Regions from separate parts of the Homo sapiens genome. Here region 1 is linked to region 2. A link is a loop called in an ENCODE intact Hi-C map of the cell type or tissue named here. Cell type or tissue: mammary epithelial cell. All regions are shown on one strand. Each heading gives the region's core, and the rest is flanking DNA. Links, peaks and the distances in the headings are about the cores only. Region 1 overlaps INCR1 (interferon stimulated noncoding RNA 1). Region 2 overlaps RIC1 (RIC1 partner of RAB6A GEF complex).

The links. A loop is a pair of places that touch in the nucleus more often than their neighbours do. Peaks named below come from ENCODE experiments on the same cell type or tissue, not always from the same donor. Only the 100,000 strongest peaks of a DNase experiment are listed, where the experiment ranks them.
Region 1: a loop joins it to region 2, with 13 times the contacts of the local background. A loop is called at or near these places in 9 of 110 quality-filtered maps.

Annotation. Positions count from the first base shown.
Region 1 is chr9:5,602,486-5,616,487 of GRCh38, reverse strand. The region is part of intron 1 of INCR1 (interferon stimulated noncoding RNA 1); the gene reads left to right. Among named protein-coding and RNA genes, the nearest start is that of RIC1, 20 kb to the left of the region's middle. RefSeq lists an enhancer at 7,415-7,464. In mammary epithelial cell, for the core only: no CTCF peak of the experiment used is centred there; no DNase peak of the experiment used is centred there; H3K4me3 peaks cover 352 bases.
Region 2 is chr9:5,707,934-5,724,636 of GRCh38, reverse strand. It overlaps RIC1 (RIC1 partner of RAB6A GEF complex), which reads right to left. Exons shown (of 26, transcript NM_020829.4): 4 at 10,634-10,741; 5 at 4,313-4,455; 6 at 3,887-4,023. LOC124902115 (a long non-coding RNA gene) reads left to right here and starts at 4,451. Exons shown (of 2, transcript XR_007061409.1): 1 at 4,451-4,762; 2 at 5,139-5,618. In mammary epithelial cell, for the core only: a CTCF peak has its summit at 9,336 (motif pointing right); no DNase peak of the experiment used is centred there; H3K27ac peaks cover 260 bases.

The sequences.
Region 1 (14,002 bases), core at 6,753-9,252, 110 kb after region 2:
CTCTGTACTCAACCTTCTGTTAGTTTGTAAACAAGTCAAAAAGTGCACTGGATTCCTGGGAGATATGGCCATGATCCCTTCTCCAGCAGATCTGAATTTTCTTGATTTCCTAATGAGAGAGCTGTCTAAGGATGTAAAAATTGTGCTGTGAAAACCAGATAAGACCAAGTAGTGGAAGTGACCTTGGGTCATTCAATAGCAATTATGGGCAAGTTAAACCTGACCACCTGGCCCCTGCTGATCACCTTCATATTGCCCTGCTAGCCCTAAGTTACCTTTAACCGTTTTTTTACCTGCAGGTGGAAATGTTAATATCTGTCATACCAGGTTGTTATTTTTTTAAGTGCTAGAAACCAGGCACTGGCATTAATCTGTGCCTTTAGTGGTATATTGTGGATTAGTCACAAAGAACTTTGTGTCTAATGATTGGTACTGTTACATAAATTATAACAGTAACTAGCATTTATTCTGCACTTATGTACTAGATACTGCTCTAAGCATTTTACATTATTTAATTTTTATCCTCTCAACAATCACATGAGATACATATTATCCCCATTTTACAGATGAGGAAATTGGGGCTTAGAGAAGCTCAAGGCTCACAGAGCTGGAAAGTGATGGAGTCAAAACTTGAACCCAGAATCCCCAAGTTTATCAACTTCACTATACCATCTCTTTCCACAAACTTATTTTCTCACCAACTAAATGTATATAATAATTTATGTCAGGCTGTCTTATTAACTACATTTTTTTTAACTCCTAAGGTATTTGTTTTTACTCAATCCTTCATGTATAAAATTACTTTGCTAAAGAAATGAAGGAAATCAGTATTTTCACATTTACTTGGAGAATAATATCTTGTGTATCTTAGGCAAAAATGAAAACAATAATTTATCTAAAGGGTCATGTGAATTCTTGAAAATAAACAGTGCTGTAGATCTTTCTGTGGCATACATCCATGGATGTAAAAGTAAGAGAGGGAAGAAGGAATCACATCACCCAGGTATGATGTTGAAGGCTATAAATGAATCAAAGAGTTAACATTTAACAATAGGATCATATTTTAACACCATTTTCTTTCTTTCTTTTTCTTTTTTCTTTCTTTTTTGAAGGGGGTGAGGAGGGGAGGGACTGGGGCTGAAGAGTAAGGGCGGGGGAAGAAGTCTCCATATTTTAACAACATTAATCCATCCACATCATTTAATATATAATACACCAAAGGCAGAATCTCCCTGTACCCTGGTCACTTTCTCAGGATGCCCATTGTAATGCGCTACAGGCTCTTACTGTCCTCCACAGTTTCCTAGGAGTTGATTGTTTTCTTAGCTTATGCTGCCACTACGTGCTGCTTTCCATTAGAGGGGAATCTTCTTCTGTAGGACTTGGGAATCCCTTCTGTAGGAAGGGAGCAAAGTGTCCCAACATCTCCCCTAACTGGACACCTCTCTAACTCCAAGCAAACATATTGTTCTCAGAGGTTTTCTGAGGATTCCTGTGTGGTAAAGACAAAAATGTTTGCATGAATAGCAAGACTCCCTCCATATTTTTATCTTGACCAGTAAATGAAAACATGGGTTTAAATCAGCTGTATGTGTGGATTAGAAAACAAAGTTGACCATTGCCTATATATACTTCATCATTGAGTCCATGTTCTTCTATGATCAAGCAGATAAACAGTTTACCTGTTAGTATTTGTTAAAAAGCAGTGAGGGGTGGCTGGGCGTGGTGGCTAATGCCTGTAATCCCAGCATTCTGGGAGGCTGACGTGGGTGGATCACTTGAGGTCATGAGTTAAGACCAGCCTGGCCAACATGGTGAAACCCCGTCTCTACTAAAAGTACAAAAATTAACTGGGTGTGGTGGTGCACGCCTGTAATCCCAGCTATTTGGGAGGCTGAGCCAGGAGAATTGCTTGAACCCAGGAGGCAGAGGTTACAGTAAGCCGAGATCGCACCACAGCCTAGGTCACAGAGCGAGACTCCCCATCTAAAGAAAAAAAAAAAAAAGCATTGAGGGGTTATCCAGCTCTGTAACTCAAATCTCTGGTGAAAGTGCTGTTTGACTGGAATGTGGTGAGCATATTGGGCGTCTTCAAGACTCAATGAATGGGGATTGAGTGCTTAGATACTCTAAAGATTATCTCAAAATATTCTGTTATTGCTCATACAGTTCCTTCTTGTGGTTGGAGTATTCAGAAGAAGAAATGTCTACTTACAACTTTATTTTCCTCTCTGAATCTACAGATTTTATAAAAAATAATGGGCATTTCTAAGTTTGCTCTTCATGAATGTGTTAACAATACCCCAAGCGACTGCTTCAAAAACCAATTTGTTTCAGATTATTATAACAGCCATGTAAATTTAAGTATGATGTCTCAGGCAAAACTTGGTTAATGCGGACATGAAGTTGAATATATAAAATTAATGACAGATATTAAAATGTGTAAATGCAATTGATTTTTTTTTTCCAGTCTCACTGTCGCCCAGGCTGGAGTGCAGTGGCACAATCTGCAACCTCCGCCTCCTGGGTTCAAGTGATTCTTGTGCCTCAGCCTCTGCAGTAGCTGGGATTACAGGTGCCTGCCACCATGCCTGGCTAATTTTTGTACTTTTAGTAGAGATGGGTTTCACCATATTGACCAGGCTGGTCTCAAGCTCCTGGCCTCAAGTGATCTGCCTGCCTCGGCCACTCAAAAGTGCTGGGATTACAGGGGTGAGCCACCATGCCCGACCTAAATGCAATAGTTAACAATTTACAATACCATTAACCTTAACAAGGCAAGATTTTGCCCATGCCCATGTTATTCCCTGAAAATTTGGGCACCACTGGATGTCCAGTTAATCAGTAAAGATGATAGAGTCACAAGTTGAGAAATGATCCTATAAGTGTAGTAAAAGTGGTATAAAAGAGCCTCATTGACCGGGCGCAGTGGCTCATGCCTGTAATCTCAGCATTTTGGGAGGTCGAGGTGGGTGGATCACGAGGTCAAGAGTTTGAGACCAGCCTGGCCAATATGGTGAAACCCCGTCTCTACTAAAAATACAAAAAATAGCCAGGCATGGTGGTGCGCGCCTGTAGTCCCAGCTACCTGGGAGGCTGAGGCAGGAGAATTGCTTGAACCTGGGAGACGGAGGTTGCAGTGAGCCGAGATCACCCCACTGCACTCCAGCCTAAGTGACAGAGGGAGACTTTGTCTTAAAAAAAAAAAAAGCCTCATTCAGTTTATGTTTGCATGAAATATGATACATAGTATTACCACATTCAGGCCATATGAGTAAATTATACATCCTCCAAAATTATATATATACATTTGTCTTTCATTTACTTATGACCATTTACTCAATGTTCTGTTTTTAACGTGTTAGCATTTTCTTTCATTATTCCAGTTATTAATGGTTGCATTTTCTGGAATCTCTTCTTATTAAACTTGGGTAAATATAGAATACATTTGAAAAGAACAGACCAAGAGAGAACTTCTGAAAGAAATTCCATTCAATCAAGCAATCAAAGAACCATCCAGTGTGTCAATATTCAATAATCCCCCAAAACCTTTGTCTCCTGTCTCACAATGACACTGTCAGCTTCAAGAACAGGAAACCATCATCAGAGGCTTCTTCCTAGAGACTGCAACCCCATGCTTTCCTTCCAGCATTGCCCCATCCACTCCAACTGGGTCCTCCTTCTTCATAGGTCCACCGTTTCTTTGCTCTTTGTCTTAGTTTTGGTTCCCCCAGAAGCCAGATCCTAAGGCATTAATATGTACACAAGTAGCTTACTTGGGTAGTGATCTCAGGAAATATGGGCAAGGGAAGTGAGACAAAGAGGGAAGGCAATCAATAAAAAGGGCATGTTTTCAAGTGGGTTAGTACTGTGGGTAATGGACTTAATCCCTCTGGAGAATTTTGGGTACCAGTGTAAAATTCATGCCTCTGAGTTACTCTACCAGAGTAGCAAAGGAGCTGAAGTATTCATACCCCAACTCCTATCAATCATTAGTTAAAGGCTGCACTTAAGGCATTACATCTCCTCAAACCTATGCTCACATATGGAGCTCCAGCCACCAGAGAAGGCCATTAAGCAAGATGGTCCAGCTGCTGGCACTTGGTAAGGCTCAGGAGACATGGGCAGGGCACCAACTGTATCTGCCACACTGCTATCTGTGATCCCAATCTAGTACACTAAGACCCATGATTAAAAGCCAGGGATTACAAAATAGGAAAGAAGATCAAAGGCTTTGGAGTCAGACTGATTGGTTTCAAAACCTGATTTCTTAACCTTTCTAAGCTTCAAAATTCCATAGAGGATTGTTACGGAGATTGAATAATGTAATCCATGTAAAAGTATCCAGTATTGTGACTAGCACATAGTACATATTCCCAAAAATGCTAGTTAATAATATTAACACCTGATCCCCTCATGGAGACATAAAACTGAACAGGACCTACTTTGTTCTCTGGCCAGATTGCCCAGCAGGGACCCAGCAATTCCAGTTTTGCTACTGGCATAGCATTTACACTGGTGTCGGTGAGCAGAACTGACTAAAGGACTGGGCCTCAGTTCAAGTAGTCATCAAGATATGGCCAGATGAAGCCCTGCATTGTCATCAGTGCAGAGTGGGTTGCTTCAAGCTGCGTGGGGCTCTATGGAACCCGGAAGAGTAGATGGATCTCCTAAGGAAGGAATAGGTTCTAGAGCAAGCCCACCTGGTGGTCCAACTTAGCCTCTTTACACTATTTTCCTACCCAGCCACTCAGTCTAAGTTTTTTAATGTTTATGAGAAAAAGGGAGAAAAGAACTAGTACTTATCCTTCTCAATATCAAGTTCTAATGCAGCAATATAACTGCCCTTCCAATAAGCAAAGTATTTTTGGAATTCCTTAGTTCAAATGAAATTACATGGTTCACATGCTCAAGGCATTTTTTTCCAAATGTTTTTCATTCCCAGTCAGTAGAGACCAGACTTTTGGAAAAACTCAAACTTTCATTAAAGCTCAGCCATGCAGGATATAAAAGCTGGGTGGGTCCACTTTGATTTTGCTTCGTTGCTAACCATTTCCACTTAACTGACAGCAAGAACAGATTTTTGGAAGAGAATGCAAAGGGCATGGAGAGGCCCGTGACATCACATAAAAACTCTAGCAAAAGAAAACTTAGAGAAGAAAATTTACTGTATTTTCCAAACAGCAGAAAACACTAATTTTTCAATTTTTAATATAGAATCTGAAATAAATATATAGCAAATTTATTTCAGTACAATATGGTATTTTTCTAAATCACTGATCATGAAGACTACAGTTGAAATACCAAATTTTAAAAAACAGCCACTAATATTTATAGACCCCTAATAAAAATATTGCCTTCCCTTGGAAAACCAAACATCATATGTTCTCACTCATAAGTGGGAGATAAGCTATGGGGATGCAAAGGCGTAAGAATGACACAATGGACTTTGGGGACTCAGAGGAAGAGTGGGAAGGGGGTGAGAGATAAAAGACTACAAATTGGGTTCAGCGTATACTGCTCAGGAGATGGATGCACCAAAGTCTCACAAATCACCACTAAAGAACTTACTCATGTAACCAGACACCACCTGTTCCCCAAAAACCTATGGAAATCAAAAATTAAAAAATAAAAATATAGGAAAGTGCTTTGTACATGTCAAAAAATGTTGCCTTTCTTAATAAAAATAAACGGTTCTCCAAAGTTCACTGGAAGGAGAATCTCCACATGGGGAAGAATAGCTAGATCTTACATCCTGCTAATTTTGTCTTCCCTTGGCCTGTGGGGGAGGGCGCTATTCCCCTCTTTACTATTGTCCTAAGACCAGGCAGTGGACTGGTTTGATCCCAAGAACACTCCCTAATAAAATTCCTTCACCCCAATCTCTGTCCAGACTGTGCTTCACTGAGAACCCAATTTGTGGCAGTTACCCATGGCCAAAGTACATAGACCTTAACACTTTAACTCCCCAAGTCTAGACCCAGAAAAGTGAGAACAAGAAAAAGTCAAAGCAGCTTATTGACTGTGTGGAAGTGGCTTTGTTCAATTGATTGGTGGTGGTAATGATCACTCCTTTACAGGAGGAAGTTAGCCTTTCTCTTTTGAGGTTTCTACATGATAACCATATTGGAATATATCCCAATAGGTAGAGTATCCATAAAATTGTGAGTTGTGGGTTTTGGGGGCATTTTGTTATACGCTATCTTAGAAATAGAGTCCAAATCAGTTAATAAAAAAGAAAAGGGAGAGTGACAATATTATTGCATAGAAACGAAAGAAGTACTGATACATCTCACTTTGTAAAAAAAGAAACACATTTCAGAAAAAGTTAGCTATGAATTATATTTTTATATTAAATTTTATTTTAAAGTCAGTAATGAAACACACCATCTAAAGATTTTTATGACAGTTTTTTGCAGCGAAAAGCTTACAAATTTACATTATTACCTTCCAATTTGTTATTTTGTGAAACTAAAAATGATAAAAATTTCTTTTTTTCTTTTTTCTTTATGAAAAGGGTTTCCCACTCAAAATTTATTTTTATCATTTAAAATGATAAATGATTAAAATTTTTTTATCATTTAAAAGTGTTACTCTTTTAAATCACTGAGATGATTTAAAATAAAGTATATTACTGAAAATCTTAAAACCACAGCAAGACACTTAATATAAAATTACATTAAACTCTAATTAGTTTCTTTTGGCCCAATATTTTTAGATAAAGAAATTACTTCAAGTTGCATATGCTATAATGTTCTTGAGATTAGCCAAACTTTTTCGCAGTACTGGAACTTTGTTGTATTATTATTGCTCAAAATAAATTCATTGACAAAGAGTTATTATTATCTCCCTAACAATTTTATTTCTAAGGCTATGTTTTGATAATGGTTTTAACATTCATCCTGGATGAGTGGCTAAGAATCTGGAAATGAAAATTAGGAATGTACTTATCCTCTTCTGCCAAAGAGTGTTTTCTTTTTCCCCCAGATTAGTAGTCACAGAGTAACCATGGATTATGGTTACCAAATTGGTACCAAATTTGGATCTCGTATGGAGAACTCGGCCTTAGCTCGAATGCAGCAATTCACATTTAAATAAAATGAATATTTAGATGCTGTGCTCAAATTTAGATAAGAGTATATTGTAGTGATTCTGGGGGAAATCAGTCTTAAGATCACATCTATTTGCAGTGGAATGAGGAATTTCCTTTGGAGAATAATTAGTAGAACTATTATTGCAAAGCTGCCTAAGCCCTCTTATGTGATATAATCAGAGGCAACTGGCAAAAGAACATGAGTCAAGAATATCCCTCGGACAGCCTGTACCTAGATCAAAAATACTGACGTGCACTCTCTTACGAAGAGTTTCAGATGCATAAGACTTTTTTTTTTTTTAAAAACAGGCTTCTAGGTAACAAGTCACTTCACTTCTCTGGGCCTCTTAAACTTCTCATATGAAAATAGACTAGATGAACCTGGAGAGACATTTTCTGCCTGATGTGGAAAGTGAAAGTGAAGAAATTAGCTGTATTTCCTAACACTCAGGAGGTAGGTGCAGGGTCCATAGCTCCTCCAGCTCCTGTGGATCTTATGCTTCAGCTTCTCTAACTCTTGGGTCAGAGGTGTGTTTAACTCCTCCTCCACCAGAGGTTTGGAGGTGGTGAGAGACCAATGCAGATTCCAGTCCATCCTCATGGATTCCAGTTTGTCCTCGCTTCCTGCTCTCTACCTCCTGACCACTGGTCCTGTGAACTTCAGCTCCAGCACTAGACACAGAAACAACAGCCTCCCCTAGAGAGTATAACCAGCTTCCACAATTGCATACAGTCAAGTCTCTAAATCCGTTTTGTCAATTTATCTTAGTAGTTCTACTTCTATGAACAAACCTTGACTGATTACATTTGGGTTGTTATGTTTTTAACAAAAAGTGCTACTGTGCATATTCATGTTCATATTTTCTGGTGCACTTGTGCAAGCATTCCTCTACAATATATACCTGAGCTTACATATTGCTGGATTGTAGAATGTACAGTACTTAACTTTGTAAGATAATGCCAAATCCTATTCCAGGGTGGTTGTGCCAATTTATGTTCACACCAGCATTGTTTAAGAGTTCCCGTTGATCTGTCTTTGGGAAAAATTAATATAGTAATATTTCTTTTTAAATGTTTTTTAGAGACAGGGTCTCACTATGTTGCTCAGGTTAGAGTCAAACTCCTGGGCTCAAGTGATTCTCCTACTTCAGCCTCCTAAGTAACTGGGACTACAGACATCCACCACTGCACCCAGCAGTAATACTTAACTTTAGTTCATCAGGAGAGTATAATATGTTTACTCATTATAATCTTAATTTACATTTATATGATCACTGTGAAGTAGAGAATCTTTTCATGTATTTTTTCTTCATTCATATTTCCTCTTTTGCAAAATGACTATTCATGCCTCCCTTTTTTGTGGCATTGTTTGTCATTTAATTATTGATAAATAGAAAGAGTTCTTCATGCATTCTGGAAACAAATCCTTTAGTGTTATATGCAGTGGTGTACTGGAGCTGGCTTGTGTAGACTCGTCTGAGAGATTTTGTGTATGTCTTCCTAACTTCATGTTTAGCAACATCATGTTGGTGGCTTGAAATAAACTTTTCCACCTTGAAAAGAATCAAACCCAACAAATCATGGCTTTTTTCATCTCTGCAAAGCTAGGTTTTTAAAACATGTATGGGCGTACCACTAGTTATATATAGCAAATATCTACTACTGGCTTGTCGCTTGTCTACAAATTCTTGTTTGGAGTATTTTGAAAAATAGAAAGTCAAATTTGTTAATCTCTTCAGTTTTAGATAAGTTTTTTGGGGTGTTTTGTGTTCTCAGTTTCAGACAAGCCTGTTTTTGTTTTGTATGTGTTTTCTTTACCCCAGGAAACTAAAGATATTATCCTATAGATGTTTAAAATATCAGCTTTCACATCCAAGTCTTGCATGCATCTAGAATTGACTTACGTATCATGTTGGGTAGGAATCCAGTTTCATTTTTCCCCATATTCTCCCAGCACCACTTATTGACTAATTCTCCCTTTCTTGATTATATACAATACCACCTCTGTTATATATGATGTCCAAATATGTGTGGCTCTGTTTCCCAAGTCTCTACTATACCATTAACCCATTTGTGTATTGCAGCGTTAATACCACTCTCTTAATTAACTTTGTAATCAAAGTCCTCAAACAGGATAAAGCATACCTCCTACCTTGTTCTTCTCCAAAAGAGTCTTTGTTATATTTTTGACCTTTGTTCATCCATAGGAATTTTAGAATCAGCTTCTTAGTTTCTTGGGAAAAAAAGTGTGATTTGGCATCAAATTACACTGAATCTGTAGGTCAAATTGGGAAAAACTGGTAACTTCACAATAGAAAGTCTTCGTTTTGAATGTCGTCTTTTATTTATTTCTATAGTAGATCTTCTCTGATGTTTATCAAATAGAGTTTTAGAATTTATTCCATATAGGTCTCCTATAACTTCATTAGATGTAATTTATACTTTTTTGTTGTTATGGTGTATTAGTCTTTTATGCTGCTAATAAAGACATACCAGAGACTGGGTAATTGATAAAGAACAAGAGGTTTCATAGACTCACAGTTCCACGTGGCTCGGGAGGCCTCACAATCATGGCAGAAGGCAAAGGAGGAGCAAAGTCATGTCTTACATGGCAGCAGGTAAGGAAAGCTTGTGTAGAGGAATTCCCCCTTATAAAACCATCAGATCTCGTGATATTTACTCTCATAAGAACAGCACAGAAAAGACCCAACCCCGTGATTCAATTACCTCCCACCGAGTCCCTCCCAAGACATGTGGAAATGATGGGAGTTACAGTTCAAGATGAGATTTGGGTGGGGACATAGCCAAACCATATCATATGGTAAACTGCTTTTATACTTTTTAAATTTTCTGTTTGTTGCCAATGCTTAGAAATATATTTGGTTGTGCGTATTGGTCTTCTATTCAGCCATGTTGGTTAGCTCTGTTATTGTTAAATTATTATTTATTTTTGAGACAGAGTTTTGCTCTTGTTGCTCAGGCTGGAAGTGCAATGGCATGATCTTGGCTCACCGCAACCCCTGCCTCCCGGGTTCAAGCGATTCTTCTGTCTCAGCCTCCTGAGTAGCTAGAATTACAGGCGAGTGCTGCCACGCCTGGCTAATTTTGTATTTTTAGTAGAGATGGGGTTTCTCCATGTTGATCAGGTTGGTCTGGAACTCCTGACTTCAGGTGATCTGCCCTCCTCGACCTCCCAAAGTGCTGGGATTACAGGCGTGAGCCACACACCTGGCCAGCTCTGTTATTATTACCAAGAATTTGCCTGTAGATTTTGTGGGACTTTCTGTTTAGAGAATTATATCCTTATGAATGAAGTATATTCCAATACTCCTACCTTTTATTGCTGTTCCCAATCTTTGTACTTGTTGCTGCTTTTTCTTGTCTTAATGCACTTAGAAAATCCACTATAATGTTGAGTAGAAGTAAATAGGACTTCTAAGTCTTGTTCCTGATTTTAATAAGTCTGCTCATTATCTGCTGCATCTTTTGAGATTATCATATTTTTCCCCTGTAGTCTGTTAATGCGGTAAATTTTACATATATATATATATTTTTGTTTGTTTGTTTGTTTGTTTGGTTTTTGAGATGGTGTTTCACTCTTGCTGCCTAGGCTGGAGTGCAATGGTGCGATCTCAGCTCGCTGCAAACTCTGCCTCCTGGATTCAAGCGATTCTCGTGCCTCAGCCTCCCGAGTAGCTGGGATTACAGGTGTGTGCCACCACACCTGGCTAATTTTTGTATTTTTAGCAGAGAAAGGGTTTCACCATGTTGGTCAGGCTGGTCTCAAACTCCTGACCTCAGGTGATTTACCTGCCTTGGCCTCCCAAAGTGCTGGGATTTCAGGCATGAGCCACTGTGCCTGGCCAATGAATTATATTTTTATATTTTCTTTTCTTTATTATTATTATTATTATTATTTTGAGACAGGGTCTTGCTCTGTTGCCCAGGCTGGAGGGCAGTGGTGCCATCTTGGCTCACTGTAACCTTCACTTCCAGGCTCAAGTGATTCTCTCACCTCAGCCTCCCAAGTAGCTGGGACTACAGGCATGTGCTACCAAGCCTGGCTAATTTTTGTATTTTTTTTGGTAGAGACGGGGTTTTACCATGTTGCCCCGGTTGGTCTCTAACTCTTGGGCTCAAGTAATTCACCCACCTTGGCCTCTCAAGGCACTGGGGCTACAGGTGTGAGCCACCATGCCTAGCCATATTTTTTATTTCCTAATGTTTAACTGCGCTTGCATTTCTGGTTAAACTCAACTTGTTTATGATGTATTATCTATTTGAAATAAACTCCTAAGCTTGTTTCATTAGTATTTAATTTGAATTTGTAGCTATGTTTATGAGTGAGATTGGTTCAAAAGGTTTCTTTATTGTCCTGTCCTTCTTTGGTTTTGCTATCAAGGTTACGTTAATATCATTGAGTGAATTGTGTCATAGTCCCTCTTTTTCTGTTTTATAGGACATTTTTAAAGATTGGAATGATCTCGTTCTTGAAACCTAGGTGTAAGTAATTTGTAAACATATCTGAACTAAATATTTTCTTTGTGGGAAGATTTAAAAATATTGATTGCATTTCTTTGGTAGATACAAAACAATTCAGGTTCTCTGTTTTTGAGTAAGTTTTGGTAAATTATAGTTTTCTAGGAATTTGCCCATTTCACCTAAGTTTTTGAATATGTGGCCTAAATTGATTCAGAGTAGCTCATCTAAAAAAATCTTTGCCTTGTCTGTGATTAGGTCCCTTTTTATTCTAATATTGCTTATTTGTGCCTTCTTTTTTTTTCCTCGCTCAATCTCAGCAGAGATTGTTCTGTTTATAAAATAAAACTTTTAATTTTGTGGATTCTTTTTTTGTAGCTTTGTTTACTTTTTTCTGAACCTCTGTTTTTATCTCTGTTATCTATTTCCTCCTACTTTGATTGTTTTTCTATTTTTCCTCCTAATTTCTTGAGTTGAACACAAAGCTCATTAATTTTTAACCTTTCTTCTTGTCTGAAACAAGCTTTCAAATTAATAAATTGTCCTTAGAGAATGACTTTGACTGTTTTACAGAACATGGTAGGTGATATTTTCATTATCATTCGGCTTTTAGGATTTTTACATTTCTTCCATAATTTTTTCTTTGACACATGAATTACCTACAAGTGTGTTTCCACATTTTTCAATATATAAGAACTTTTATAGATTTATCTTTTGTTATTGCCTCTAACTTAATTACTTTGCGCACAGAGAATGAGGACTGTGTTATAATTTTGTGAGACTTGCCATATGGTCTAATAAATGGACAATTTTTGTAATTGCACTATGATATTTAAGAAAAATAAGTGCATTTGCCAACTGTTGGATGCAGAATTTTTATCTATTTGATTGTTATTAATTGTGTTGTTCAGATCTTCCATATTTTTAATATCTTTGCTTTGGGTGGTCTGTTGGTAATTGAGAGAGATATATTGAAAGCTCTCATTGGCAATTTCTCTTTGTAGTTCAGTAAATATTTGCTTTATATATTTGAAACAATTTTTCTAGGTGTAAAACTTTGAAGTTATTATATCACTGACAATTGGAACGTTTATAAAAATCAAGTAGTGGTCCCTCTCTAACTCTAACGATACCTATTTTCATCAGTCTATTTTGTGTGATTTTTAATATACACTTCTGTTTTTTTGGTTACTGTTTTCCTGCTACATCTTTCAACCATTTTGTGTCTTAAGTTTTAGGTTTTTCTTTTGAAAGAGCATGTAGTTAGAGGTTTTTTGTTTGTTTGTTCCCCAATCTGTCTTTTACTATAAAGTTTAGATTTATATTTATTATAATTATTAATATATCTAGACATTTTCTACCACCACACTTTTAATTTTTATTTGTCCAACTTTTATTTGGCTTTCCCCCTTTTCCTTTATTGCTCTCTACTCAGTTGATTGGGGTTGGGCTTTTGTTTGTAAGTTTGTTTTCTTTTTCCATTTTTCTCTCTTCTATTTTAGAAGTTATTGGACTTTTTGTTATCTGAAAATTGACTATAGTGACTTAGAAAAATTGCACCGAATATTCTGTATCTGAATAAAAAATCCACTGCAATGAATTCACATTCATCTGCTAGCAAAAGACATTGAAATTGCATGTAAGTCCAAATGAAAAGATGTAGAGTCCATTTCAGTCATAGCCGTTCTCTAGTAAGCTCACATATTGTGCTCCCATTACTTAAATAGGCATGGATTGTCACTATTACTGTATTTTCCACATTATTAAAGTGAAAAAGCTTATTAAAGGACAGAAAATGCCATAGAGAAAATAAGTGAATGTAAAATATTCACTGCATGGACACCAGACATTTACTGTTGTGCTCACTCCTTTACCAGCTCACTCTTGCCTAATATAATGCAATTATTTCTCATCAAATGAAAGCACACTGGCTTTCCCTGACCCAAAATAAGATCCAGAGTTCCTTTATCCATCTTTATGTGATCTACATTTCTCTTTTAGTTTAGTCACATTCACCCTTCAATAGATACCCTGTAACTGAAATAGTGGGATATAGAGTTAATTCTTTTAGCACGTAAACATGCAAAGAAATATTACACAGCAGTGAAAATGGAGTACTACATGTAACAATATTGATATATCTTACAAACATAATGTTAAGTAAAAAAGATAATTTGTAGGATAATATATACAGTAGAATTCCATTTACATAAGTCTGAAAGCACACCAGGGCAGAAGTGGGTCATGTAATTAATATAGCCTGTGTTCTGTTTGGCAAGCAAGGCACCTTGGTTTAGAGTTGTGTCCAACCCAAAGAAGAGGAGCTTTTTTTCTAATTTGCACAGAGGCTCTGGATGGGCTACCTATGACTCTGGGTATATGTAAAGGTATTGGTAATATTCTAATTCTTATATTTGGTGATGGGGTCAT
Region 2 (16,703 bases), core at 8,150-10,649:
GCACAAGACAGGGATGTCCTCTCTCACCACTCCTATTCAACACAGTGTTGGAAGTTCTGGCCAGAGCAATCAGGCAGAAGAAAGAAATAAAGGGTATTCAATTAGGAAAAGAGGAAGTCAAATTGTCCCTGTTTGCAGATGACATGATTGTATATCTAGAAAACTCCATAGTCTCAGCGCAAAATCTCCTTAAGCTGATAGGCAACTTCAGCAAAGTCTCAGGATACAAAATGAATGTGCAAAAATCACAAGCATTCCTATACACCAATAACAGACAAACACAGAACCAAATCATGAGTGAACTCCCATTCACAATTGCTTCAAAGAGAATAAAATACCTAGGAATCCAACTTACAAGGGATGTGAAGGACCTCTTCAAGGAGAACTACAAACCACTGCTCAACGAAATAAAAGAGGACACAAACAAATGAAAGAACTTTCCATGCTCATGGATAGGAAGAATCAATATTGTGAAAATGGCCATACTGCCCAAGGTCATTTATAGATTCAATGCCATCCCCATCAAGTTACCAATGACTTTCTTCACAGAGTTGGAAAAAACTACTTTAAAGTTCATATGGAACCAAAAAACAGCCTGCATTGCGAAGACAATCCTAAGCCAAAAGAACAAAGCTGGAGGCATCACGCTACCTGACTTCAAACTATACTACAAGGCTACAGTAACCAAAACAGCATGGTACTGGTACCAAAACAGAGATCTAGACCAATGGAACAGAACAGAGCCCTCAGAAATAATACCACACATCTACAACCATCTGATCTTTGACAAACCTGACAAAAACAAGAAACGGGGAAAGGATTCTCTATTTAATAAATGGTGCTGGTAAAACGGGCTAGCCATATGTAGAAAGCTGAAACTGGATCCTTTCCTTACACCTTATACAAAAATTAATTCAAGATGGATTAAAGACTTAAATGTTGGACCTAAAACCATAAAAACCCTAGAAGAAAACCTAGACAATACCATTCAGGCCATAGGCATGGGCAAGGACTTCATGACTAAAACACCAAAAGCAATGGCAACAAAAGCCAAAATTGACAAATGGGATCTAATTCAACTAAAGAGCTTCTGCACAGCAAAAGAAACTACCATCAGAGTGAACAGGCAACCTACAGAATGGGAAAAAATTTTTACCATCTACCCATCTGACAAAGGGCTAATATCCAGAAACTACAAAGAACTTAAACAAATTTACAAGAAAAAAATCAAACCACCCCATCAAAAAGTGGGCGAAGGCTATGAACAGACACTTCTCAAAAGAAGACATTTATGCAGCCAACAGACACATGAAAAAATGCTCATTATCACTGGCCATCAAAGAAATGCAAATCAAAACCACAATGAGATACCATCTCACACCAGTTAAAATGGTGATCATTAAAAACTTAGGAAACAATAGGTCCTGGAGAGGATGTGGAGAAATAGGAATACTTTTACACTGTTGGTGGGACTGTAAACTAGTTCAACCATTGTGGAAGACAGTGTGGCGATTCTTCAAGGATCTAAAACTAGAAATATCATTTGATCCAGCCATCCCATTACTGGGTATATACCCAAAGGATTATAAATCATGCTGCTATAAAGACACACGCACATGTATGTTTATTGTGGCACTATTCAAATAGCAAAGACTTGGTACCAAGCCCAGTGTCCATCAATGACAGACTGGATTAAGAAAATGTGGCACATATACACCATGGAATACTATGCAGCCATAAAAAAGGATGAGTTCATGTCCTTTGTAGGCACATGGGTGAAGTTGGAAACCATCATTCTGAGCAAACTATTGCAAGGACAAAAAACCAAACACCGTATGTTCTGATTCATAGGTGGGAATTGAACAATGAGAACACTTGGACACAAGGTGGGGAACATCACACACCAGGGCCTGTCGTGGGGTGGGGCGAGGGGGGGAGGGATAGCATTAGGAGATATACCTAATGTAAATGACGAGTTAATGGGTGCAGAACACCAACATGGCACATGTGTACATATGTAACAAACCTGCACGCTGTGCACATGTACCCTAGAACTTAAAAAAGTAAATAAAAAGATAGATTTAGAAAGGGATCTCTGATATCACAGTGGGCTTCAGAAAACCAGTGTAAGTTCTTTCTAGTATTAAAGTCAGAAAAGTTTATGTGAAGAAATATTTACATGTGCATGGAGGCTATGAACATGCATGTGGACGTGTGATACATACCTATAGACCCACACATACACTGCATAGGTACACACACACACACACACACACACACACACACACTCTCTCTCTCTTATAGTTTTTGCAAGCTCATTCCTTCTGTAAGCCATCCTTAAGTGATATAGTTCCTCGGGGTAAAAAAAAAAAAAAAAAAATCTCTTCCTCCATTAAATTGTTTTGTGGTACTGTGGAAAAAAAAAAAAAAAGAAGAAGAAGATGAAATGGGCTGGGCACCATGGCTGACGCCTGTAATCCCAGCACATTGGGAGGCTGAGGTGGGTGGATCACCTGAGGTTGGTAGGTCAAGACCAGCCTGACCAACAGGGAGAAACCCCGTCTCTACTAAAGACACAAAATTAGGCGGGCGTGGTGGTGCATGCCTGTAATCCCAGCAACTCGGGAGGCTGAAGCAGGAGAATCGCTTGAACCCGAGAGGCGGAGGTTGTGGTGAGCCGAGATCGTGCCACTGCACTCCAGTCTGGACAACAAGAGCAAAATTCCATCTCAAAAAAAAAAAAAAGAAAACAAAAAAGATGAAATGAACAGAACAGCTAATATGTTTGAAAAAGCTGGGAGGATATTTACACAACTGACAGTTTGGGTTGAGTAAGAGATAAGTACACAAAAATTAAGCAAATGTAAAGAACAAGGCAATCATTAATTCCTAGCAGGAGGAAAAATCTGCAGTAAAGGAAAAATAATTATACTGACAGAGACAGGAGTTGGCCAAGGGTCCCCAGTGAAAACCCACTTTCAAGCCCAAAAAGTGCCTGAAGGCTGAAAGATGGGACTCCTTGTCCCAGATGAAACTGGTGATCCAGAGGGATAAATAACTGCCCGTTTGCCGTTTCCTGAGTGATTCTTTCTGAATAATGCCCACAAGCGCACTAGGAGAATGGGGTTAAGTTCACGCCTTGTTCAGCGGGTAGGACCCTGGGGCTCTTCAGCGTGTGTGTGTGCACGCGCGTGTGTGCTGGGGTTTGGTAATCAATCTGTGAAGTGGGAGCCTGTTAGCAGGACATCATCTTTATTTGCTGAGAGCTTGCTTTTAATAAATTCTGCTCTCCTCACCTTTCAGTATGTCTGCATGCCTAATCTTTCCTGGCTGTGTGACAAGAACCTGCTTTTAGCTAAACTAAGGAGCAAAAACTTCTGCGTCAGTACCACATGGTTTCGGTACTAATGGGGCTTACATATTGATAAAAATATAAACAATTAATAGTAACCTAATCAAAATCACAATAACTATAATGGGAACATGAGAAGAATATAAGTATGGTGGAAGCAGGGAAGAGGGAAGTAAATGGTCACTTTCAACAGTAAGAAGTCAATAAACACAGCCTAAGAACTAAAAATTAAAGGAAATATTCAGAGTAGTGGAGATTAAAAATCAAAATAACCAGTAAAGGAATAACAAGTAGTTGCCTCCAAAAGTGGAAAATTAGGCATGAGGAGAGCAGGGAGGAGAACAGGAATCATTATTTTTCTTTAACATGTCCAAGAGAATTTTGTCTACTTATACTATTTATATGTTTGGTTTGATTAAAAAATTAACAACCCTTAAAATCTTACATGAATGATGAAAATAGAGAAGAATTTGATAACAAAGAATAAAATAAGTACACAATAACAAAAAACCCTTCAAAGTAAATAAGTCATACCTCTGCAGTAAATCTACTTGACACTGGTGTAATAAATCCAACTTTACCATCATTAAATACAACAGCAAACCCATCAAGTGTGGCACAGTATTCCATGTCTCTGATGTGTACGTCTGTGAAGCCCAGGAATGAACCTACTGATGAAAAAAATAAGCACATGAAATAGGATTAAGAATATAATAAATTACTCTCTCACTTTTTGCCAGAAAAACCTGTAAGTTTAAAAGGGTAAAAATAATGACCTAACAACCCTAAATAATTAAACTGTCCTTTCCTATTAAATGCCTCTCTCACCCCGCCTCTCATACTCTGCCCACCTCTCCCCTTGCATAAGTAATTCCAAAGAAGTGTTCATCCATAGAAGATACCTAACTAGACATCAAACATTAAACAACTGGTTCAACCTCATGTAGAAAGTATAGCTACCTCTAGATGACTGCAGGTCTACTGAAAAGGGTACTGTGCAAAGATTAATGGCTTTCCTTCCATTTGTCATTCCTTCCCAGTGAATAAGATGAAGAAGTCCATCAGAAGTAGCAACCAGGAGATCTTCCAACACAGACTGCAAACTGTAGGTAGAATCAATTAATTTTTAAGAGAGCATACTGGGAAAGCAATGTGTATGAATATTAAAACTGCTTTAGAGAATACTCATGCAAAAATGATCATGAAACCATTTACAAAACATCTCCATTTATCTGCAACTTTATCTATGTATATTTCAATCTAGAATCAGAAATCCTGAAAGAAATGAAAGACTATGGGCACTCACAGTCACAAACTTGATAACTGATAAAACTAGTTAAAAACTACAAATATTGAAACAGCAAATTAGAAGATGGAAACAGAAGTGATAGCAGAAAGAAAGAAAAAGAGGTAGAGAAACCATAAAATGAATAAACCCAACTAATAACAGTATGACAATCTAGAGCCATTAAGTGTAGAGGTAACAATGCTCTGGCACTTGTCCAATAAAACTTTGAATAATGATGGAAATGTTCTATATCTGTGCTATCTGTAAACAGTAGCTATGAGCTGTATGTGGTGACTATACACTTGAAATATGGCTAGTGCAATAAAATAACTGAAATTTTATTTACTTTTCATTAATGTAAATTTAAATAAATTCATGTGTGACTAGTGGCTACTGTATTGGAGTATAGTTCCAGGCCAATATATTTCTTAGGTATTAGCAAGTCTCACATTGTTCATTCCTTCTACAAACATTTACTGAGCCTATCCTCTGTGACAGGTGCTATACTGTGTGCTGGATATTCGAGGATGAATAAAATATTCTCCGTCTTCAGAGGACTTCTCAGGCAAGAAATCAAAAATAGTTACATAGCATGATCTCATCACTTATCAATATTTATGAAGATATTCAGCATTTACTTCTTTAATGGGGAAATAGCCTGTTTTGCTCACCTCTGTATGCACAGCCCCAAGGGCAGTGTTAGTTAAATCTGTCACTAAATATTTGTGCAAAGGAGGCAAGAAGAGGGAAAGGGTTAGAGGAAAGAGGAACCCATAAATGAGACCGCAAAGGTACTGGCACAAAGAAAAAGACAACCAGGGAAACCAGTAGAAACTGATATCAAGAAAGCCAAGGAAGTAAGATGAATTTAAGAAAGAGTGTTCAAAGTATCAAATACTATATAAGGAAAAACAAAAAATGTTATGTGTATATTATATATACCCTATTAAATACTATTAAATTCCTTTTCATACTTAAGAGCATATTTCTGAAATATTTTAATCCATAATGATGAAAAAAATGTCTTTTAGTATTTTAATTCTTAAACTAAACCTTTAATTCTTTGGAAAGTTGACTTCAATTACTCATACTCCAAAGATTTCAGCTAATGTAGAATTTGCTGTTTTTTCCCCAACTATAAAAATACTGAAAAAGATCAGAAACAGATGTTTCTTTACCCAGCTCTATTTCTTGAACTTCACAGCCATTTGTAATCAATTAAAATTCCCAGTTTTTAGACATTTCACTTTTTAAAGCATTATATATTAATTTCAAATTTATATTTCAGTGATAAAATCTATGTGTATCATTTGGTGGGTAGAGTATAAAAAGTTTATGTTTTAGATGCACTACTATATGCTATGAAAATATGTAATTCAAAATCTAAGCTGTTGGAAATCTGAATTACTTTTGAGCCTTAAAGAAATGTAATTATGGGGCCTGAGTCACACAATAGGCAGCTATAATCTAGGCAGCTGTCATCTTTCTTTCTCTGATTATAGATTAGCTTTCTTCCTTACTGTATTGTTTTATAAATGCTGTAAATGACTAAAGGGCTCCAGGGAAGACCCCTTCCCTCTTCACTGTTGATCTTCATGGTAGATTAACTTCCCTCTTATCTTTCTTACACAAAGACTTCATGGCTATCACATTGTCTTAAAATGGAATGTTAAATACACTCTTTTTAAATTGGAAATGAAAACTAGCTGTAAAGACAAGCCATAAAGAAAACAAACTGTAACTAAATTGTAACTCATAAACCAGCCTTGTATAGAAAACATTATAATCCTACTAAACTTTATTTTCCACCTATATAAGCAAGAACTGAACTTTTTTTTTTTTTTTTTTTTTTTTTTTGAGACGGAGTCTTGCTCTGTTGCCCAAGCTGGAGTGCAGTGGTACCATCTCAGCTCACTGCAACCTCTGCCTCCCAGGTTCAAGTGATTCTCCTGCCTCAGCCTCCCTAGTAGCTGGGATTACAGGCGCACGCCACCATGCCCAGCTAATTTTTGTATTTTTAGTAGAGACAAGGTTTCGCCGTGTTGGCCAGGCTCGTCTTGAACTCCTGACCTCAGGTGATCGACCCACCTTGGCCTCCAAAGTGCTGGGATTACAGGCGTGAGCCACTGCGCCTGGCTGAACTTTTTTTTTTTTTATTTTTAAACAGTCTCTTACTCTGCTGCCCAGGCTAGAGTGCAGTGGCGCGATCTCAGCTCACTGAAACCTCCGCCTCCCGGGATTCTCCTGCCTCAGCCTCCTGAGTAGCTGCGATGACAGGCATGCGCCACCACGCCCAGCTAATTTTTCTGTTTGTGGTAGAGACAAGGTTTCACCATGTTGGCCAGGCTGGTTTTGAACTCCTGACCTCAGGTGATCCACCCGCCTCGGCCTCCCAGTGTGCTGGGATTATAGGTGTGAGCTACTGTGCCTGGCCTGCAAGAACTGAACTTTTAACTTTGGAACACTGACCCCATTTTCTGAAGTCTGTTCTCCCGGATTGGTCAGCTTTCTGCTTGCATTAATTCCAGAATCTGATCCTTTTGATTACTTCAAGTTGACAATGTCAAGAGAGGCAATTTAGCAGAGTAGTCACTGGTTTACCAGTGATTTTCCTTGGAAGGAGTCAGCATCGTTTATTCCAAACTACATTCTCCCTCTCCCCTAACCCTATCTCCCTAGAAAATCACTGTATACAACAGAGTTATCCTCCAGTAATCTGACTACCTGCTAGACAAAACTCAACAATCGTCTGACAAAATTAAGAGTTCATAATCTCTATAACATGATAATCAGTGATGCTGCAACAAACAAATGACTGGCCAGATGTGTGAATAAACAGGAAAATGTAACCTAGAGTCAAGAGAAAAATCCATCAATATAAATAGACTTATAGATAATCTTGATATTGGAATTAGCAGATAGGCTTTTTAAAAACTGTGACAGACATAATAAATAATCTACAGGAAGAGATAGATATATCCTTCTCATTTAATTGAAAGTGGACAAACTTGTTAAAACAAAGGCTGAGCCAGGCGTGGTGGCTTGTGCCTATAATCCCAGCTACTAGGAGGCTGAGGCAGGAGGAATGCTTGAGCCCAGGAGCTCGAGACCAACTGAGCAGCACAGTGAGACTACCACCTCTAAAAAAATTTAGAAATAAAAAAGCTGGTGTCAGTTGTTAAAATACTAATAATTCTATAAATGTTGGTAAATAGACCTTGCCCCAAGTCACCTAAGTGTTTGCTACAACTGACTCCCCTCCCTCAGAAAAATCTGGCCAACTGAAGGATTCATTATTGGCGTAGTAGGGCGATGTCAGAACCCTGTTCGATAACTAATAACCCATGTCTTTTCATGCTGTATTGGTTCTTAAATTTTTGTTTCTTTTGAGACACAGTCTCTGTTGCCCTGGCTGGAGTGCAGTGGCACAATCTCAGCTCACTGCAACCTCTGCCTCCCGGGTTCAAGCAATTATTGTGCCTCAGCCTCCTGAGTAGCTGGGAGTACAGGCGTGTGCCACCACACCCAGCTAATTTTTATATTTTTAGTAGAGACAGGGTTTCACTATGTTGGCTAGGCTGGTCTCAAACTCCTGACCTCATGATCTGCCCTTCTGTCCCCTTGGCCTCCCAAAGTGCTGGGATTATAGGCATGAGCCACCGTGCCCAGCCTGGTTCTGAAATATTTTTAATATCACAACTGTTAATGAGTACATTTAAAAATTTAGGTAAATACACTCTAAGTTATATCCTTAGAGAGCCTCTTCAATCATTGACTTCATTAATTTTATGAGAGCTATGTGGTATCCCAGGTGTGCGTGTGTGTTAAATGTATGTTTAAATTTAGGATCTTGGCTGGGTGTGGTGGCTCAACACCTGCAATCCCAGCACTTTGAGAGGCCAAGGAGGGGAGATCGCTTGAGCTTAGGAGTTTGAGACCAGCCTCAACAACATGGTGAAACCTTGTCTCTACAATAAAGTACAAAAAATTAGCGTGCTGTGACGTGTGCCTGTAGTCCCAGCTACTTGATAGGCTGAGGTGAGATCACTGGAGCCCAGGAGGCTGAGGCTGCAGTGAGCTGTGATCATGCCGCTGCAATTAGCTGTGATTGTGCCACTGCACTTCAGCCTGGGTGACAAGGTGAGACCCTGTCGGAGGAGTGGGGAGAGAGGTAGGGAAGGGGATGGGAGGGGAGGGGAAGGGAGGGGAGGGGAAACTCTCATTAAAATTATGTTTTTACCTTCTAAACATTCTCTATCCTCAATTAATAACAAAAGTTAGATGCTTAACATTAATATTTTTTCTTCAAATCAAAAATAAAAGATGAGATAGTACTCTTACCCCTATAAGCAACAGCATAACCAATATCCTAGCCTTATCTGACTTATATTTGTGGTGACAGGAGGGAAAATAATTGGTTATAAAAATCTAAGTTTCATGTCTTCTCACTCGATTTAAAATCTATAGCAAATTTCAAATTTCCAGCAGTTATGTGTTTCAGGTGCTGATAACTTTGTTCTGAAATGCAGTTATTTCACTGGAGTTTTGAGAGAAACCTTACAGATTTCCAACCACCTAAATTCATAGATTAAAACCTAGCACCTGACAGGTTAAACTTGGACAAGATGGCAGAATTGTTTTTTTTTCTTTTTGGCTCTTTTTCTATTCTATTTCCATGCACCATACAAGGTTTCCCACCAGGTGGAGGTAGAAAGCCAAGCCTGTACAATTCCACCTTTTCTTGGTACCTACAGACACTCAGAATTCCTTATGTATCAAGTTACTTTCTTGAAAACGATTCCCATGCTGAAATAAATAAAATGTGAAGTGATGAATAACCTTGTGACCAAGGCGATGAGTAACTTTGAACTCAATCTTCTGTAACACTGATTACATTTAAGCAAATAATAATTGTGTTCTTTTCTATGAGAATAAGATATGAAGGGGATGGACCAAACAAGGCAAGACAATACCCAGCCACTTGCATAGTTTTAATGTTTCAGTATCATTCTGTACAGTACTCTAACAAGAGAAATGGTGAAATAAACCTTTACTTAGAACTGTGAGTCAGAGGGATTTTTTTAAAAGTAGCATGACATTCATATAATTCAATACATTTACATAGTTCAATATTAAAAAAGAGTACACAATAAAAAGCTTTTCCCCCAAACCTGTCCCATAGCTACTCAGTTCTCATCCCCAGTTTCTTATGTATTCTTCCAGAAAAATACATGCTCTCTCTTTTAAACAAGATGGAGATACCTCATCTCCCTTTTAAAAACAAACATTAGCAACATAAGCATTTTGCTTTTTTCACCCAACAACATATTTGGAAAGATTTTTTTCCATAAAGAATGTCCTCAATGTTTTTACAGCTGCGTATCGTTTAAATAAATTTTCTTATATCTACACAATGGAAAAGATATGCAGCTAAACTAAGTGACAACTAAAACATCAATAGTGGAACAACAATTAAAGAAATAAAGCCAAATTGTAGGTAAGATTTTTTCTACCAATGGGTATAAAATAGATTTTTGGTATTCTGGTATTTCTGGCCACTTTGTCATAAAACCTTTATTCATACTTGGATGAAAAAGTGTAACTTTCTTCCAAGTGTATATAAACTTCCCAGAAGCTTATGGCAACTTTGGAAACAAAGGCACTTTCTCTTTTCCTCAACTTGTGTGCTTTCATCAGTATTGTTTTGGGAAATATGGACTGTTATCACTCAATCAAACAATTCTAGACCTTATAAAATATAAATTTCAAAATAAGATTATAGTTGGTATATTCAATTTTATTATAATAATTTAAGTATTAAGTGCCATCTGTAAAACTTCCATTGTCTTATAAGGGTTAATCAAGCATTTCCAGAACTAAGAAGTTATCTTGAATTAAAAGAAATTAAACTAACTTTCCTGTTGGTCATGGGATTTACGAACTACATTGTCTACTGTCATCACACAATGTCAAATTTAACCAAAGTACTGTACCTCATGATGGGTGCTTGTAAATCCAGTATTTTCCTCATCTCCAAATTTAATGCTGGAGCACACTGTTCTTCCTTAAAATGGGGTGTCCCCTTCATTTGTGGACTTCCTCTAAAACAAACAGCATAGAGTTAAAGAAAGATGCTGAATTTGCCTCCATTCTGTGGCTAATACACATACAATCAAATAAAGTAAATGAAATAAAACTTACAAATCAGGTATTCATCCTTCAGATTCTCAAATGAAAAACAGACTTAAATTCTATTATAGCAGACATTATCTACTTATCAATTGGAAATAAATGTTTGACCAATGTAATTTGTGTTAGGAGGGTGGGAAGAAGAGCAGAGAATCTGAGAAAAAAACCCACTTGAAATAAAAGTGAACTAACTCTAAAGAGAACCAACAGGCATTTTGTTTAAAATTCCTGAGGGCCCTTTCTAAGGTGGACAACTATGGAAAAAAGTATCATTCTATACAGTATCTGTCCCAGTGATCCAAATCGTGTGGCTTCATCTTTACTTACTCCACACCTTATCCTTCATTCCTATTCTTTGGGTGTGAATCAGAATTAAGGTGAAATTCAAGGGTGCAATTAGGAGATGTTTCACAAGTTACTTAGTAATAAGTAGCTAAATACCTAAAATTTTAAATCCCTGGCATCAAATAGCTGCAGTAGAGTGCTGGGTCAATGCCAACTTAACTGAACTGTCACACACGACCCTTCAAAGGACTACAGGTTGTTTTGTATTCTTTATCTCCACATGGCATGGTAGACCAGTATCTTCTTCAGTGCCTGTGCTGGAATTTAACAGTTATCTGTCTCTCACCATCAGCTATCACTTGTGGCAACAATTAGCCTGCTGATGTCATCTCTCCCTTTCCAGTCAAGTACATTCCTATAATTTGTCGATACTATTAAAATATGCACAAAGAGGCAAACAAGTCCAATAGCTTTCAAAGTTCCTGGCTTTGGGAAATATATTTTGATGCTCATTTTTTTAGTTTTCTTTCTTACTTATTTTTGCTTATTTTTTTGTTACAGACTATTTTTCTTATAAAGTTTTGTGGTGATTTATTACCATTCTATCCTGCTACTACTATGAACTGGAGTACTTACTTAATTCCTTCTAAGTCTAAATGACTAAACTAGCTAATGTTTAACCATACAGGTTCGTGTTCAACTAACATGTCTGACTGATGTGACAGCCTGTAAAAAGGACATGAAAGTAATTAGTTTATAGGAGTCACATTTAAACTGCTGAACACACAGTCTGTGATGATTTACTGAGATGTCTTCGATGTATTAATATATCTGGTTTTAAAGTTAAATTTTATTTTCCAAAGTAATATATATACAGAAGTTAAAATTCAAATAGGGCTAGAAAGCTTAAGACAGAAAACAACACAGAGGTAGACTCCTTTCAGTGGAAACTTAAAAAGACATATGTCTTCTTTTGAGAAGTGTCTGTTCATATCCTTTGCCCACTTTTTGATGGGGTTGTTTTTTTCTTGTAAATTTGTTTGAGTCCTTTGTAGATGCTGGATATTAGCCCTTTGTCAGATGAGTAGATTGCAAAAATGTTCTCCCATTCTGTAGGTTGCCTCTTCACTCTGATGGTAGTTTCTTTTGCTGCGCAGAAGCTCTTTAACAGACACATGAAAAAATGCTCATCATCACTGGCCATCAGAGAAATGCAAATCAAAACCACAATGAGATACCATCTCACACCAGTTAGAATGGTGATCATTAAAAAGTCAGGAAACAACAGGTGCTGGAGAGGATGTGAAGAAATAGGAACACTTTTACATTGTTGGTGGGACTGCAAACTAGTTCAACTATTGTGGAAGACAGTGTGGCGATTCCTTAGGGATCTAGAACTAGAAATACCATTTGACCCAGCAATCCCATTACTAGGTATATACCCAAAGGAATATAAATCATGCTGCTATAAAGACACATGCGCATGTATGTTTATTGCGGCACTACTCACAATAGCAAAGACTTGGAACCAACCCAAATGTTCAACAATGATAGACTGGATTAAGAAAATGTGGCACATATACACCATGGAATACTATGCAGCCATATAAAAGGATGAGTTCATGTCCTTTGTAGGGACATAGATGAAGCTGGAAACCATCATTCTCAGCAAACTGTCGCAAGGACAAAAAACCAAACACCGCATGTTCTCACTCATAGGTGGGAATTGAACAATGAGAACACTTGGACACAGGAAAGGGACCATCACACATCAGGTCCTGTTGTGGGGTGGGGGCAGCAGGGAGGGATAGCATTAGGAGATATACCTAATGTAAATGACGAGTTAATGGGTGCAGAACACCAACACAGCACATGTATACATATGTAACAAACCTGCACATTGTGCACATGTACCCTAGAACTTAAAGTATAATAAAAATATATATATATATAAAATAAAGATAAAAAGGAAAACAAACAAAAAAGACGTATGTCCTGATTTGAACAGACCAACTCCTAAAATAACAGCTCTGAGTTAAAATGGGAAAACTGAACACAGACTGAGTATTTGATGACACTAATAAACTATTAATTCTGTTGGGTAATAATATTGTGGTTTGGTTTCCTTAAAATGTCTACCTGTTACAGACAAAACAGAAGCATTTAGGGTTGAATGATATAGTATATGAAAGTTGCTTTAATAATTAAAAAGTATGCATGCATGGGGAGAGGGGGATGTTGACAACTTTTGAATCTGGGAGATAAGTACACTGGGGACATGTCCTTTTAGATTCTCAAGTGTGGCTGTGGAGTTCAATGACATTCCTATTCACAGACTAGCTCTTTTTCCTCTGAAGTACCTAGGATCTTCTTTTTATATATCCGATGGGTTCTGAAATTTCAAAATAATTAATTTTTCTACAAGTATGTGAATGTTTATCATTGCACTGAGCACCTGGTAGACCTGTTCAATCTACTGATGTATTTAGTTTAAACTCTAGGAAATTTACATGTTTTGTTTCCTTAATATAATAATAAGCTTCTCCATTCCCTGTTCTCTCTTTCTACAACTCCTAGTCAGTTAGATATTAAACCTCATATTAAACTCTAATTTTCTCTTTTCTCTCTTATTCTTGTCTTTTATTCTATATCCAGGGAAAGTTCCTCAACTGTTTCTTTCAATGCTTTTACTGAATATATTTCTACTATTGTACTTTTCATTCTGAGAATTTTCTCATCCACTCCCCCCGTTTTCTTAAACCATCCTACCTTGTTTGATTAGCCAAAATCTGTCTAAGGTTGTTAATTATTTCCTCAAACTGTTTTCATTCCTTCAAGTATCTGTTTACTTTAAGTTCCTTTTTTCTGGTATGTGTTTCTAAGTTACACTGGAAACTTTCCTAAAATGGCTAACAATGTTTAGTCCTTTGTTCTTATTTTAGAGGTTAACAATAAAAAGGTGACTACGTGTCTGCAGGCTGTCAACTGGTGGACTTCAGCAGGGTAGTGGCCAGCCAGCACTTTTTTGAGGTCTTCAAATACTAGTACCTGTTGAGCAGTTTTTCTTCAGTGGTTCCATTTCTCCAGGAAGGATCCCTCAAACCTGCCTGGGATATCAAAGCGTGAAAGACAGAAGTCTGGAGCCAAGCAGGGTAAAGAGGCACTATGACAACTTTAGCATCTCACTCTTCTGTTAAATATAATACATATTGTTAAACCAGACAGTATATTTCCTGTGAGGTGGGAACATAGGAATCCTTATTCAGTGTTTTCAAGCAATCTCTATGTTGATGGCCCCTGCCTCACTCCTATATTCTGTAGTACCAGTCCTTCTAAGCTCTAAGCCTTTCTGAGTTTGCAGGTAAAACAAGGTGCTTTTTATCAGTATCCTGTAGGTTCTTAAGCGCTCAAGTTTGATGCTCTTCCTTAGTTATTTATCTTTCTCTTTGGATTTTTAGCTCAAGGGTTGGAGATACCTCTAGTTTAAATTAAAGATGGGAATTTTATTTCAGCTTTTTTTCTGTTGGTGATTATCAAGAGAAAGAATTGAAACCACATTACCTATCTTAAAACTGGAAACCGTGTTTTTCTTTATATGAATATTCTCATTTATTACAACTAAAGTATTACAAGAACTTTAAAGCAAATTTAAGTAAATTCTAATTTCTTCATGACTTCCATTATAAAATTAGAGATACATCTCGCAGGAAAGTTTCCATCCTGTCTTCCAAACATACTAAAATAGAGCAAACTTTAAAAAATTACAGTAACAAAAAAATTCTGACTTTCTCATAAAAAATATTATTACTTAGAATTCAACTATAATTTGATAAGGTACAGCATCAGATGACTGGAAGAGAGTCACAGAAGATGAGGCTAGAAGAATAAGTTGAAGCCAGATTATGAAAGCACTGAATGCCAGGAGAATAGGAATAGAGCATTTACTATGTATGAAACAGTGTACAAAACGTTCTATACACATCCTCTCAACCAATCATTTGTAATCTTTTGAGACAGGAATTATCTCCACTTTTTCAGAGAGAAAACTGAAACGTACAAATATTGAGAACTTTGCTCTTGATCACAAAGCTAAGAAAGTAAGGGAGCTGATAATCAAACTCTAATATTTAAGGCTCTAAGCAACTGAAAATTAGAGTTAAAGAGACTAACACAGTAACCTCTGTCTGCACGTAGAAATAATGGAATGAATGCTAAGGAATGGATTGGGGATGGAGTAGGGAAGGGAACACACACTGTAAATGTTAATGTTTTTCGTATCTGGACAGACGGCAGAACTGCAGTTTCCTGCCTTCTTAAAATTAGGTGTGGCCACATGATTTACTTTGGCCTATAAAATATGAGGGGAAGTGATTTGTGTCATTTCTGAACAGAAGATTTAAGAGCCAACACTTGGTACATGTTTTGTTTTTAATCCTCTACTGTGATGATTTAAGCTATGCTGACTAATATAGTGTACAAAATCAAGTAACTAACAATTGTTAGATTTTTGTCCTGTAAAACTCAACAAATTAACAGTTTGTGACTATTCGACATGAGTGATTTCATTAACTATGGAATCCAAGAAATAGGAAAAAAGAATGAAAAAAAAATAGACCCAGTTTAAAGACTTATGGGAACAACATCATAAATACCAACGCCTGTCTGTATGATGGAAGTCCAAAGGCAAGGAGAGAGAAAAGAGAATATATGAAGAAATCATGGTTACAAACTTTCCAAATCTGAGAAAGCCAAGAGTCTTTCTTCCAAGAAACTCCAAGTAGGATAAATTTTAAAAGATGCACACAGAGACACATCATGTTCAAACTGTCAAAAAAACGAAGAGAATCTTGAAAGCAGCAAGAGATGTATGTGACTCCTCACATACAAGAGATCCCAAGTAAGACTGACAGCCAACTTTTCATAGGAAACCATGGAGGCCAGAGAACAGTGGGATGACATATTTCAAGTGCTGAAATATCTAGAAAAATTATCCTTCAAAAACAAAAAAGAAATTAATGAATTTCCAGATAAACAAAAAGTTGAGGGAATTTGTCACAAGTAGACCTGAACTACCAGAAATGCTAAAGGAAGTTCTTCAGCCTGAAAAAACAAGAGGCAATAACTCAAACCCATGTAAGAAAATAAAGAACACTGATAAAAGTAATTACATAGGTAAATATAAAAGCCAGCAGTATTTTTGGTTCAGAAATCTGCCTTTTTTTCCCTATATGACTCAAAAGACAAGTGCATAAAACAGTAATTATATATCTATGTTAACAGTTACACAATGTATAAAGATGTAATTTGTCATAACAACAACATAAAAAGGGAGAGAGGGAGATGTACGGGAACATAGTTTTGAGATATTATTGAAGCTAAGTTGGTATTACTTCAAACTAGGCTGTTGTACATGCAAGATGTTAATTTAATCCCCAAGGTAACCATTAATAACTAAAACATGTACAAAAAAGGAAATGAGAAAGGAGTTGAAATGGTACAATGCAAAAAAATCAAACCAACAACAACAATAAAAACAACAACAACAACAACAAAAAGGCAGCAGTGGAGGAACCCAGGACAAAAAAGATA